Linked DNA regions of Homo sapiens: region 2 is linked to region 1. The links are chromatin contacts, found by Hi-C or POLR2A ChIA-PET in ENCODE. All regions are on one chromosome and are shown on one strand. Each heading gives the region's core, a stretch centred on a gene start or an enhancer-like site at or near the end of the contact. The rest is flanking DNA. Distances are from core to core; before and after follow the strand shown.

Region 1 (7,049 bases), core at 2,434-4,933:
TTTTATGTGTCAACTTGCCTGGGCTAAGGAATGCCCAGATAGCTGGTAAAACGTTGTTTCTGTGTGTGTCTGTTAGGGCATTTTGTGAAGAGATGAGCATTTCCATCAGTAGACTAAGAAGATCCACTCTCACCAATGTGGGTAGGCACCATCCAATCTGCTGAGGGCCTGGATAGAGCCAAAGGGCAGAAGAAGGGCAAATCCGCTCTCTCTGCTTGAGCTGATATATCCATCTTCTGCCCTCGGACACTGGTGCTTCTGGTTCTAGAGCCTTTGGATTCTAACTGGGACTCACACCATCAGCTCGTCCGGTTATCAGGCCTTTGGACTAAGACTGAGTTACACCACCAGCCTTCCTGGGTCTCCAACCTGCAGATGGCAGATCATGGGACTTCTCCACCTCCATAAACATATGAGCCAATTCCTATAATGTCTCACATATCTATATATGTCCTATTGGTTCTGATTCTAGAGCAGAAGACACACAACCTTCTAGATCTGTAGGGCTCCTTATGAATCATGAGATCCCCAGAACAGCTGCAAAATTAAACAAATTCAGCGAAACAAAAATTAGCTGTTTTGCAGATAATTACTGCTTTTACCTTTAACTTTCAGTTTTGTCATGATGTAGACATCACTGGAGACGCTGGAGCTGAAGTTCGGGCCACGGTTGTCAAAGGAGAGTAGGATAGGCTGGGGAGGGAGGCACAGCAAACCTTCATGGTCTCCATATTATACCCAGTGGATTTTCAGATGCTCCAGGAAGGTGGACTATGTCCATGGATTCCAGAGCACCTCAATTTGAGGATCTTTTAAAAATGCTTTTTTACTGTCTGTGTGAAACTGAGCAAGTTGCTCAACCTCTCTGAGCTTTGGTTTCCTCTTCTGCACAAGATATTGATGATGATAATAATAATACTGACCTTCTATAATATTTGCACATCACTTTGCCTCTATAAGTAATAACTCTTAGCAGCCACCATTTTTCCATGGCCTTTTGCAATGCGCAGGGTGTGAAATCTTCCTAGACAGAAGCCCGATATGGATTCTTCAGGACATGGGTTCTGTATAACCAAAGCACCCAGATATGTGAGGGTAGGACTTAGTGGCCAGATGACCTGAGCCTCCTACTGTGCCTTCCGTACCACCTGAGCCACAGTTACCGCATGTGCGTAGTTCACTGTGGGGGTATGAAACCAGCCATGTCACAGCCATCTGTGGCATGCACCTGTAATCCCAGCTATTCAGGAGGCTGAGGCAGGAGAATCGCTTGAACCCAAGAGGCAGAGGTTGCAGTCAGCCAAGATTGTGCCATTGCACTCCAGCCTGGGTGACAAAGCAACAGAGCGAGACTCCATCTCAAAAACAAACAAACAAACAAAAAGTCAGTGTTGATGACAGTTGATGACTGTCCTCCCTGCATAGGGTGCCCCTTCACTTGTAGCTATTTACCCTTCAGGAGTTGTGCTAGAAAGGCATGAGCTCTTTCTACCACGGAGGGCAGGCACTGCCCTGGGCCTGGAGTGTGGACTCCCACCTGGAACAGCCTCTGAGTGCCCAGCCCATGGTGACCCTGATTCTGGCAATGCCCTACAGTTACATGGCCCAGCCCAGGGGTCCCTGTGGATGGAGAGCCGTTTGCCACCCCCAGGTCCATCCTGGGAAGCCGGGGCTGTGTGAGTGTCCCTAGTACTTCAGCCTTGTTCTTATGTGATCTGCACGGAACCCGCTCCAGGCTTGCCATCACCCCCAGATGGCTGAGGACCACCTGTTCTCCTCAGCCAGGGCCAGGGCTGAGGTGAGAGAAGGGGACACTGGGGCGTAGCTTAAGGACACTCACTTGCCTCACCTGGCCTGGGCCTGCCATAGGGATCAACCCAGCCATGTGCTTTCTGCCCAGGAAGCCACACTGAGGAAAGAGACTGGAGGCAACCCAGCCTGGGTGCTCGTCCTTTGTTGCCCATACAATGGGCTTTCAGCTTCAGCCCTCTGTCGACCTCGCAGGGTGGGCTTAATGTGCTGTGCAGTAGGGTGAGACCCTCCGAGGCCGGAGTCTCTCCCCTGCCCCAAGACCATTTCAGCCTCTGCCGTGTTCTTGCATGGGTATTGTCAGTGGAAGAGAGAAAGCATTCCATGGTTGGTGACTTCTGGAAACCTCTGTGGACTTGCATTCCCTCCGTTGGAATGAAGCATCTTCAGGATGCACAGAATTTCGGCAGCACGGAAACCTGCTTGTGCTCATTTCTCCCGGCATGTCCTCCACGTCTTTGACTCCTCACAAGGCGGCTGTACAGGCACTTTCCCATGCCAGGCCTCACTGTTGGCCTGGCATGGGCTCCCACTCAGCCCGTGCTGTTCCAGCGAGTCCTTCCTGGGGCCTGAAACCTTAGCCCATGGCTCCTTCCCCACATAGTTTTCCCTCTTTCTATGGCTGACGACCTCTCCCTCGGGCCCCAGAACATGACGTCCCCACTACTTTGAGGCTGCCAAGCTCTCGGGAAACGGGTCGCTCTGTTCCTCTCTTGGGCCTCCCACAGCCCTGGAACAGTCTGGGTGCCCTGGGAGGGACCCAGCCAGCCTCTCCTTGCTGGCTGGACTGTGTCCAAGCATTGTGCTCCATGCATCCCCTCCTGGACAGCCTTGGCTGCCGTGCTCATCAGCGCTTCTACCAGGGCAGTAAAGGAGAAGGACAGCAGGCAGAGCTGCACTCTCTGCATTGGCCCCCAACTCCTAATGCCGGCATGAGTTGGCTTGGCCAAAATGAATTGTTTGGATGATTTTTCTGTATTTGAAGAGCCAAGGAAAAAGTTTCCATTTTGTGTCTGTGTGTGTGTCCGTATATACGTCTGCATGTATGTCTGCGTGTATGTCTGTATGTGTGTCTGTGTGTCTAAGTGTCCCTTTATGGGTCTGTGTGTGTATGTACATGTGTATGTCCATGTCTATGTGTATCTGCGTGTATCTGTGTGTCTGTATGTACATGTGTGTCTGTATGAGTCTGTGTGTCTGCATGTATCTGTGTCTGTGTGTCTATATATACATGTGTGTCTTATGAGTCTGTGTCTGCATGTATCTGTATCTGTGTGTCTGTGTGTCTTACATACATGTGTGTCTGTATGAGTCTGTGTATCTGTATGTATCTATGTGTCTGTATGCCCATGTGTATCTTATGAGTCTGTGTGTCTGCATGTGTCTGTGTGTCTGTGTGTCTGTATGTACATGTATGGCTGTATGAGTCTGTGTATCTATGTACCTGTGTGTCTGTGTGTCTGTATGTACATGTGTATCTGTATGAGTCTTTGTATCTGTATGTATCTGTGTGTCTGTTTATATGTACATGTGTGTCTGTATGAGTCTGTGTATCTGTGTGTATCTGGGTATCTGTGTGTCTGTGTGTACTTGTGTGTCTTATGAGTCTGTGTGTCTGCATGTATCTGTGTGTCTGTATGTACATGTGTGTCTTATGAGTCTGTGTGTCTGCATGTATCTGTATGTCTGTGTGTGTCTGCATGTGTTGTGTCTCAGCGCACAAACCCGCAGCACACAGAGCTGGCCCTGCCCATCCACTGACACAGGAAACCTGAGCCTCGAAAGCAGCCCATGGCGCACCTCAGTGCTGGTGCACTCACCCTCTTCAGCCTCCTGGTTCTTCCACGGAGCCCAGCTCTGGAGCAGCAGAGCTCAGGGACACTGTGTTCCTCCTGTCCTCACATGCTGCAGCCCACCACCTTGCCAAGCTGTGTCTGGGCACGTTTCTGGAACCTGGCTTGGCTCCAGCACTGGCCCTGCCAGCTCTGTGCAGACAAGCTCCCAGGAGACGCCCTGGGATTTCACAATGAGCCTCGTGTGCCCAGTCTACCCCTGCCCCCCAGCTGCTGTCCGCTGCACCTTCCTTTGGTTTCCAGACCAGGTCAAGACATGGGATGAGCCTGCTCAGAAGGGATGAGCCTGCTCAGAAGCCCTGGGCCACACACAAGCCCTGGCCAGCCACAGTCGGTGCCCTATGCTCAAAGAGCCACAGCGCTCTTGACCCAGCTCCACATTGCTGGCCGCAGGCACTTCATTTCTTGTAAATTAACCCTTCTTTCTCTCTGGAAACTTCAAAAACTTCTCTTTACCTTTGAAGTTCCAAAATAAATCTTTTTAAAATGCATTCTGCCATGCGTTGGTGGGCCCTTTTAAATAGGACTGGCTATCTGGTCTGCAGAACCTGGTGCTAAACTAAAATGTGGAAGTCCTGTTCAAAAAGCAAGAAAAAGGCATAACAATACTAAAATATACAGCTTTTTCCTCTCTTCCAGAGTCTCTTTCTTGATGTGCTGCATTTTTCATGTTATTTAATGTCATTCCAAGTTAAAATTTTAAAGTATTAGCATGAATTTTATCATTTGTGCAATGCTAGTTTTAAATGCAAATACAAAAGTGTTTAACTCACATGAGGAATCACTGAAATTATGGTTTGTGTTATGTGGCTCGAGCATGCATGTGTATTTCATTTCTACCATAACAGCGACAATGCTGCTGAAAAGTAGCTCAACTGTTTGTATTTTACTTCTTGCTACATGCACGTGCGCCAGCACCCTCTTATCTTCAGCTGACTAATGAGGGAGAAAGCACTGAAGGACAGGAACTCTGGGTTGCCCTGTCCTCATCTTTCCTCGTATGTCATCATTTTCAAAGTTCGTGGTTGTCGAATACTGGAAGTAGCCCAGGTAAGAAGGGATGGGATAGGATGCCTTCATTGTTCTGTTTCTTAGAAGGCCTTTGCCTTCTTTAGGCATTTGAAACAAGTTCTGGTTCCAACAGATCGTGTGTGGCTTTGTACGGCTTCCATATGCCCCTCCTTCTGTGGTAGAGCACGATTACCTTCTACTCGCCTTCAGTGTCGCTGAACTGCACCGGAATCCACTGGAATTCTGTATGCATGGGCCTTGGGAGCGTGAATGGAGCAGCAAGGAACGGGGACACATATATCACCTGTGTCTCTGCACATGCACACGGTTTGTGGCTCCGTCGGACTTCACTTACAAAACCCAAGTTCAAAGATCAAATTATGAAGCATTTCAAGATGGCAACAGATGAGAATCAGACAAGCATAGAGTCCTTCTGAGCTTAGAGCCTTACGTGACCACAAGGGCCACATATCCAGGAAGCTGGCCCTGCTTTTGAACTGGAAAAGTTCTGATCAATTTTCTTCTATCAGTTATTTAATTATTTTCCTCCCTCAAGTCTCTCTGTTCTCTCCTCCTGGAACTCCTAGTAAATACATAAAGAAACGTCTAGCTCCCGCTCGTGTCAATTGTCTCTTACTTGGATTTCTTTGTCCCCATGAATGACATTCTACAAGAACCCCTTGGTCTTTCAGTTCACTAATTTATTCTTCAATCACGTCTGTTTTGCTAGGTTTCATTAACAATCATCTTTTAAATTTCAAAGTTTTATAGTTCTTTTTTGTAACAGCCTCTTCTTGTTTCAAGGATAGTTTACATTCTCTAATCTTCTCAAACATGTTAAATATGATCACCTTTAAAACTTTAAACTGCTGTGTTTAGCTGTTTCCTTGAGCAGGGAGAGTTCCGTTTGTTGAAGTTGAATGCCACTGTTTCGTAGCATTCATTTTGCTGACATGTTTGACAGCTCTCATCTATCTGATTATCTTCCTCTTTGAGAATCCCTGACCAGTCATGTTTCTCCCTGCTCAAGTGAAATAAAGGCCTCAAATAGATCAGTGGTTTTCAACTCTTTTTAGCATAGATAAATGTTGTAAAATAAAATTTTATTTGTGGAAATACAGTGTGTAAATCCACAGTGGAAAGGCAATAATTGAGGCAGAGATGCCCTGCAACCCTAGAGGTGCCCGCTTGGACCCTTGGTGTTCCCTCTGCAGCCTCACCACACAGTGGGCCTTCTCTGTGATTGCTGGGCTGAGCGATCCTGGATCCTCACAGCCCATGTCTCAACAGTTAATGAACCAGGTGATCTGCACATGTATTTCAAGCTCCTGTATTATCCCTGATGAGGATATCTAGATTTGAACTTCTTTGAAATTCCTTCCTAAATATTTATTTTGTCATGTTTCTACATATGGAAGGGTCCTCATGGCAGATAGACTCACAGGGACTTACACACTACCACACTCTTTAATGGGAACAGACCTCCTATTACTGACTTCTTGACAAAGTCTTGAAAAAGAATGAAAATGAGGATGCAAGTCACCAGGGAAGGCAGAGGAATATTTCTTTTATTTAAGCGGACTTGCTGATTTCAAAAGAACCATTTCCAGAAAAGACTGGGCTAAGCTCCAATCTTGGCCTCCGTATATAATGCAAAAGTAGATGCTATAAACTAGTAAATTCATGGCATTCGATCATAAAAAAGAAGAAGAGATGCATTTTCTGTTAGACCCTGAGGCTGTACTTTCCCAACCGCTGTGTAGAGCAAACACCAGGTGGGGAGATGGCTTTGTGGACATGCAATCCAGTTTCTAATCCAGAAATAGGTCAGAGCACCAATGTGAAAATACCTGTTGTTTTTAAATAGGTCTGTGTGTCTCAGTGTGTGTGTGTGTGTGTGTGTGTGTGTGTGTGTGTTTTCCTTAAGGGCACTTGAGATGCCGCAAAGAAATGAGGAAGTGGAAGTTTTGAATTGGTTTTTCTTCTTTTGTCTAGGGATGATTTTTTTTTAAGAGTTTCTAAGAGGTAATTGAGTTTCTTCCTCAGGAACAGTCAGTTTTTCATGAATCAAATGTATCAGTAATAATTTTTTAAATGCTGGATTATAACTTTTGAAAGTTTGCAAGTTGGGAGCATATTTCCTTGGCTCTGCGACATTCCCTCCTCTTCCTGGGGTTCTCTCCTCCTAGGACCCTGGGACCAAGCACTGCCCTTCAGGTCTTTGATCTCTCTGATCTCATAAACTTTGCTCTCCTTGTCCTTTTGAATACCTTCTAGAAGAATCCCTGGATCCTCCTCGTCAAAAGTCCACATGCTCTTGGGGGTTACCATTGTTCCGGATAATCTGGAGTTTTCATGTTGAAAACAACCACCACC
Region 2 (7,049 bases), core at 2,807-5,306, 290 kb after region 1:
ACAACTCAAAAGAAATGTTACTCAATGCAGCCGAGGCTATTAGGAGCTCGAACTTCTCTCTCTTGCCAAACAGTTCTTCACTTTCTGTAAACTGCACAAAGGTTTCATTCAACACAGTTTGAAGGCTGAAAGTGAAAGTGACTCAGACTATTTTTGGAAAGGTCAAGAAAGTGCACCTGCCAATTTTCAAATTTCTCTGAAACCTTTTCCTGCAAACATCACCACTAAAGCTACGTAGTCCCTGAGCTGCAACTTGATGATGTGGTGATTTTACTATTTCTCTTGGGAGGTTCAGGTACACACTGTGCCGTGGGTTCATGGGAGACTTTGTTCAGACAGCATTTTACACGACAGTCTGTTTAAATGCTTTAGGGGACCAAAACATCTAAAGGTACCTTGGCAGCAAGATGGGGGAATGAACTGAAGCCTAGGAAGGAAGCCTGGCCTGCCCTTGGCCTGACCACAGCCACCGCAGGGCTAGAGTCCTCCAGTATCTCCTGAGGTGGGGAGCAGGTGGGCCGCTCCATGAAAACCAACTAGATGATGGGAAAATGGACAGCTTTGCTCAGGGCAATCTTCCCACCCTGGCCCCCAAAATTGGTACTATAAACATGGCACTCAAACATGAGAATGATTTCTTAAAATGTTAGAGGAACTAAAACTCCTTAAATTGTAGATTACCTCAAGGGCCAATATAGTTAACCAGACACACCTTAGGCAGATACCTGTTTTCTCTGTCTCTCAAGGCCCAACTCACTAGTGACCAGTATTTGTAAGGAGACCCATCTTTCTCATCTGCTAAATCCATGCCAGTGTTAGAGGCCTGCACCAGTCAGAGTCTGCGCCAGTGCTGGAGGCCTGCAGTCTGCTTTCACTTCACAAAAACCGTCTAAGTTGGAAGAACTGTCCTCTGGTGCCTCTTAACTTCCCGCAGCAATGGCCCTGCCCATGCCTGCCCACTTTCTGCTCTAACACTCCAGAGGCAGTGGGCAGCTTTTGGACCTAGGAGGGTGTAAGTAACTTCCCTGCATAGACTTTAGTCAACATCTCTTGTCTCTGGACAAGCGCAGAGCAACAAGCAGAAGTGGGGAGGTGGGGAGGAGCCCTGCATGGTTTCCCCTCGCCCTGGAAGCCTCTGAAGACCTGTTTCATATTGCAGTTCTACTGGAGGCAGCTACCATGTTTCCCTAGACTTCTCTTTTCCTGAGTGAAGAGCCCAGGTTCTTGTACATGCCTCCAAACCAGCCATGGTTGCGAGACCCACCTTCCCGTCTTCTGAAATATGAAACAAATAAAACACGACCACCACATAAAGCACTTTTATACAGATCACATCCAATGTGACTGGGTCTTCAAAACCATCCTGAACTACTGGATTCTTCTACAAATGAAGAAATGGGCTCAGGGACATGAGGCACTTTGTCCACGGTCTCATCGCTGACTTCGGTGGAGCTGAAACTTGGCCAAAGAGCTCCTGTGTGCTTTACAGAAAACTACAGAGTGAATCTATGACCACCTGAAATTGCAATGCTGAGTACTGAATACAACAATCCAGATGAGTCTGACCAGGGCCAAATAGAGCAACACACCTGTCACCCTTCCCAAAAGCTGTCTGGGACACTCTTGACCCACAGGGAGCACATCTTGCCCCCTTTTTGTTTTTTATTTTATTTTAGAGATGGAGTCTTGCTCTGTCGCCCAGGCTGGAATGCGGTGGCGCGATCTCGGCTCACTGCAAGCTCCACCTCCTGGGTTCACGCCATTCTCCTGCCTCAGCCTCCCGAGTAGCTGGGACTACAGGGGCCCGCCACCATGCCCGGCTAATTTTTGTATTTTTAGTAGAGGCGGGGTTTCACCATGTTAGCCAGGATGGTCTCGATCTCCTGACCTCGTGATCTGCCCACCTCGGCCTCCCAAAGTGCTGGGATTACAGGCCATCTTGCCCCCTTTTTGACAAGCATTGCTATCAAACCATGAGTCTTCACACTTATACTCCAGTTGCTGGTTTTAGGGGGAACTGAGTTGTGAGGACATACACCAATCACTACTAGCATCTTGACAGATCCAAGCATCATTCACATCTACCAAGACTGGCTCCGTGCCCTTGATGGTATAGCCGTTAAACATTGGAACCCAGAACACAGAATGCCCAGCATGAATCCTGCTGCCTCAGTTTCTTAAACTATAAATCAGCAAACCCATTTCATAAGATTTTGGTATTAGGTGTGAAAACGCACAGTGTCTGATAGAGGAGGCGCTGAGTGGGCATTAGCTCTAATTGTTACATTACTTGCCTGTGTCATCAGATCTGCTGATAAGCACACTTTTGGTATCTTTCCAAGTAATGAGAAAATTGTTGACCAAATCAGAGCAAAGGACACTACTCCCTCTTGGTTGACGAAAACACACGTATCAGCAGCCTTCTGTTATGCTGTTTGGCTGTTTTCAAGCTCAACAGTGACAAAAGGGCCAGTAGCCCTGGGTGTAATTCCTGACTCCAGCATGTACATGCCGTGGGGCTGTGGGTAAGTGATCCCTCTATGGTTTTCTCTTCCTCTGTGCCACAGAATAACCAAAGTGCCTATCCTTTCGGGGATGTAGTGTCTGTAAAGCATCTGGTAGGTATGAATGGCTTCATAAATGTTACTCAGTATTACCATAATACCCAGCTCTTATTCACTCATCTTATTTAGAGGGTATTTTCAGTGATCTTGTCAAAATGTTTCCTTAAATCAAAACACCACACAGTACTGTTTCTATATTAGGCCTTTAAAAAGGACCTTACATGTTGGTTCCTAGGAGCTCACTTTGGGGCCCCTGAGGGAACTGCCAGCTCCCGGAAAAGGGGCCATCTCATGTCTTGCCACACAGGCGCGTCTCCTGGGCTGCTCCTGAGCCACATGGGTGCATGTCTTGGTCTGTCCTTGACATCCTTTATTTTCCCCACCAGGTCCCCAGATCTCTCATGCTGCCCTGAGAATTATTTTGGGTTGCTTATTAGGTGCTAACCCTCTAAGGGGTAGCTGAATTTCTGGAGGTCCCAAAGAAGACTGTGAAAATCCAAAGGCAAGCATTTGAAACAGTGATATTTTTGGAGCCTGAGACACAAATACAATTGAACAGAGGATTCAGCCACCTTCCACCTCCCAAAATACCCCAAATCACAATCTGTATCCTGCTTCATTTATGCAGAAAAGTACCTCTTATGTTGTGTTACCAGAATATTAGCAACTAACTTTAAAATGTTTTATTTTTTGTGAAACATGTATAGTTATTAATATACTATGAGAAAATAACTTCTATTGCTATTCTGATAAAGTTCAATACGTACTGATGTAAGTATTAGTTAATATTTTACTAGATCGGTAGACAAATAATGGCATGATTAACTATTTCTGAATGTGTGTGCCAGGATCCTTGGAGCCCGAATAAGAGCAAATGTAGGGCATATCACCAGAGGTAGAAGTTCAGGTCAAGTGAGGAAAAGGGCCGATGGCGGGCCAGCAACACACCCATGTGCAGGTACACACTTTTTCTAAGTGCTGATCCATGAATCGACACTCCACTACTTTGGCCTATTCACACTTAGAAAAGTGCTATCAGAAAAGTAACACTTTGTGACAAGCCAATTTTTGATTGCTAGAAAAACAACAAAAAAAATGATTAACAGGAAAACCAGATCCATCATTATTAAGAACAAAGCAAACGTGAAATGATCCTTTACATTACAGAAATCAGTCTCAGAAAATCTGACTCTTATTTTGGCCATTACTAGAACTTTTCTCTTGCCTCAGAACTTCAGAAACTTGGAGACCTCTTTTCCTTTCCTTTCATAGACAAGTTAGAAATTAACCAGCACTAAATTACTTCAAAACCAGTAGGCCTCATGCTCTGAGATAACGGAAAATTTTTTCTTTATTTTGCTTTCATCTTCTGAATTCTATCTGTGCTTGATCACTCATCCTCCTTGAGAGCCTTCTCTAACCTAGTCTGAACACATGGATACGTCTACTGCATTTCCAACTCTGTGCACCAACAGGCGGTGTGCTGGAGAAAAGAGGAGCAGCCCATGCAGGGGACCCTCCCTAGGTAGCACGGCCCTATCCAGAGCCCTGTGAGCTTGACTTGGGGGAGGATCAGGACTGCTTAGCAGCAAGACCGATACTGAAAGGAAAATCAAGAGAAAGGCAAACATTTATTCAGAGAATTGGACAGGCACTTTTCTCTGCCATAATACATGAAGTCTGCAATACCTTAAGTCACTACAGGACTTTACTTTCAGATACATTCCAGTGACTTCATCAGAACTTGTTAGGAAATTAAATGGTGCTCGATCAGTGACAGTAGACTAGAGTATGAATCCAAGAGAAACGACTCACACAGCACACTCTTAATATTTTTCCCTAACGACATAATTATTTCCTGCTCAGTTCAAGAGAAAGTGGTATTTAGCATGTCATGGATAGGACAAACTGGCCCTGCAACCTTTAAAAGGCTATGAAAACCACCACCAGCATTTTAGGTGCAAATTATCACGCACAAAACGAATAGCCCAGCAAGTTTAGTATGCATGCCACCCGATACGACCACCACAGAGAGTGCCAAATGTGAATTTTAGTAAGCCCTCTTTATAGTATGATGATCAGCTGAGCAATCATCATAAATCCGCAGAGCCTCAGCACCAAAGGTCATAAAGAAAATAGCGCTCACCTTAGTGTCCAAACATGAGTGAAGACACCGCCTACCTTTGTCAGGACAGACATCAGCAGCCAGCCAGTCCACATTTGCCTCTTATAAGAATTTTAGAATTGAGGTTGAGTTCAAATTCCTAAGTTAAAAAATGTAAGTTTCAGAATTAAAAAAATGAAGCCTACATGCCTTCAAATAGCAATGAAGTCGCCACAATGAGGATGTAAATCCACAGTAAAATGGGTGTTTATCTGATACATGGAAATGTGAAAGGAGGACACCTTAGGGACACAGCTGGGCTGTACCACAGTGAAGCTTGCTGCAGGGGCACTCCCGGGGACGTTGTCTCTGGCATGACCAGACTCAGACCTGACACAAACTAGGAAGGCAGGGTGGTTTGGTAAAATGAATGTAAAGTAGAGCTATCTCAAATTACTTAAAGGCATCAGAATGTTCTCCTTTTTTCCACAGCGAATTCTCCAGTTCCCAATGTCCCACACAACTCCCACCAGTGCCTACTCCCCAGGTGTGGCTACTCAGGCATGCAACCTGGAGGCCGTTTACAGCTTCTTGACCTGGCCTGGGTAGGAAGGCAGGTGTTTGTTAGGACAAAGGGTTGTTAAGTTCACCTCTTTCCCTTACAGAAATTGGAGGCAAATAGCAGAGGGTAGGGAAGCAGAGAACAGTCTCCACTTTAATCCATGACCCCAAGCCATTTCCATGCTCCAATCCTGGCTGCCCCATTTTCTTTCCTCCTTTGTGTGCAAACATCGCCTTTCCTAGGCCAGTCGGCGACCACACCACTTGCTGGGAGGAGGTCCCAGCAAGTCCCACTGCACTAGGTCTCCTGTCCGCTTTGGTTCTTTGGCTTCAGTCTTTGGATTCATTCTTCACCTTCAATACTGTATTACAGGACTGACCATGTAAAGAGGTTGCCTGATAGAAGCAGCAATGAAAGGGTTGTTTCTTCTAAAGTCCAGCATGCAATGATTTAGTCAATTCAAAAAGAATGGGGTAAGAGAAAAATTCCCATGTTTTCTTTTCACTAATTTTATTTATATTAGGTAGTTTTCACTCAGAATATCAATTCATTTTTCAGGTTTAGATATATGTATATGTAGCTGTTCGTATGCATTAATCACTTAGAAACTTTATTTGGTATAACTTCACATTTTTGGTATATAGAAATTTTATTTTCTTAATGCAGCACAGTAGACATACAATCAATATTATTCCCTAGAATGTGCAATATATAAATTATTCACATTAAAAAATTAACAGAAAGCCTCATATGCAGTAAATATTTAAAAATGTATATCTAACTTTGATTCTGTTTCTGACTATACACTACTAGCTTTATAAATCTGAATGAATATGACATTTACACATTTGAATGAAGTACACGGATGGGTCCATTCCAGATGCTTATTACACCGTATGAATAATCTGCTCTTCACTTTGGTCATTAAGGTTCCATGTGCTGAGGCATATAGTGGATCCGAAAGACACTTCCAGGAAGTACATTTATTACATTGGCATCTTAAGAATTTCTGTTCCTTTTATTCTCCTTTATAGCGAGGGGGCCTTTTCTCTTTAAAAGCAAGAAGACCTTCAAGTCTGTCTTTTGTTGGAATGGTCTAAGAAAAACAAAATATTAAATATGTCAAAAATGTTAAAACAACTGTAAAAGTTTATCAAGCACTATCTAAGAAAACTACTTAGAACCACATTCTAAAATTTTGAAATCAGTCACCTGAACAATTCTCCTAATTATGTAACCAAACTCATCCTTCTTACTCCAAGTGGTCCTCTACCCCATTTTGCTCTTCTTTTTCTAGTTTCCTAATAAGGTGGAAGGTTATTATCGATTTAGATATTTTCTCTTTTCTATTATATACATCCAATGCTATTTCTATCTAAGCACTGCTTTCAGTATATCCCACAAACTTTGAGAAGTTGTATTTTCATTTTAATTCAAAATACTTTATAATTCCTCAAGACATCTCTGACATATAACATTATTTAGAAGGATGTTGTTTAATCACCCAATATTTTGGGTTTTTCCAGCAGTCTTTCTTTTATTGATTTCTAGTTTAATTCCATTGTGGTCTGAAGAATACCTTGAATAATTTCTGGTGTTTACATTTAGTAAGTTGTAATTTATGGCCAAATGTGCTTTTAAAATTTTTCTTTGGGCTCTGAGGCTATTTCTAAGACGTTTGTAATTCACTTTCCTCATGGCACGTACTCATCAATGACAGGTGGTGATTTATATATACAAGCTGGGCACAGAGTCACACTCTAGATACTGCTCCTTTAAACGAGTGCTCATGCAGTTTCCAACTCCCAGGAAAGGTAGA

Evidence for each region. Hi-C counts contacts between places; a loop is a spot of excess contacts on that map. ChIA-PET counts read pairs that join two places held with the same protein, here RNA polymerase II (POLR2A). Pooled maps may share reads with other maps.
Region 2: a map of ascending aorta shows a loop between it and region 1 (3-fold over the local background). The contact joins two enhancer-like sites. A Hi-C loop is called at or near these places in 2 of 168 maps with a recorded cell type or tissue (ascending aorta and prostate gland), 13 of 37 single-sample maps with no recorded cell type and 9 of 50 pooled maps. POLR2A ChIA-PET finds 5 or more read pairs at or near these places in 1 of 52 experiments (MCF 10A).

Annotation. Positions count from the first base shown.
Region 1 is chr9:90,917,573-90,924,621 of GRCh38, forward strand. No RefSeq gene overlaps it. Among named protein-coding and RNA genes, the nearest start is that of LINC02957, 76 kb to the right of the region's middle. RefSeq lists a silencer at 3,762-3,924 and an enhancer at 6,613-6,662. Within about 2 kb of position 3,684, at least 12 of the 41 ENCODE cell types and tissues checked have a DNase peak (open chromatin) inside an H3K27ac peak, as active enhancers do.
Region 2 is chr9:91,208,100-91,215,148 of GRCh38, forward strand. AUH (AU RNA binding methylglutaconyl-CoA hydratase) reads right to left here. Exons shown (of 10, transcript NM_001698.3): 10 at 5,724-6,326. The coding sequence ends at 6,249. Among named protein-coding and RNA genes, the nearest start is that of LINC02937, 48 kb to the left of the region's middle. RefSeq lists an enhancer at 318-377. Within about 2 kb of position 4,057, at least 6 of the 41 ENCODE cell types and tissues checked have a DNase peak (open chromatin) inside an H3K27ac peak, as active enhancers do.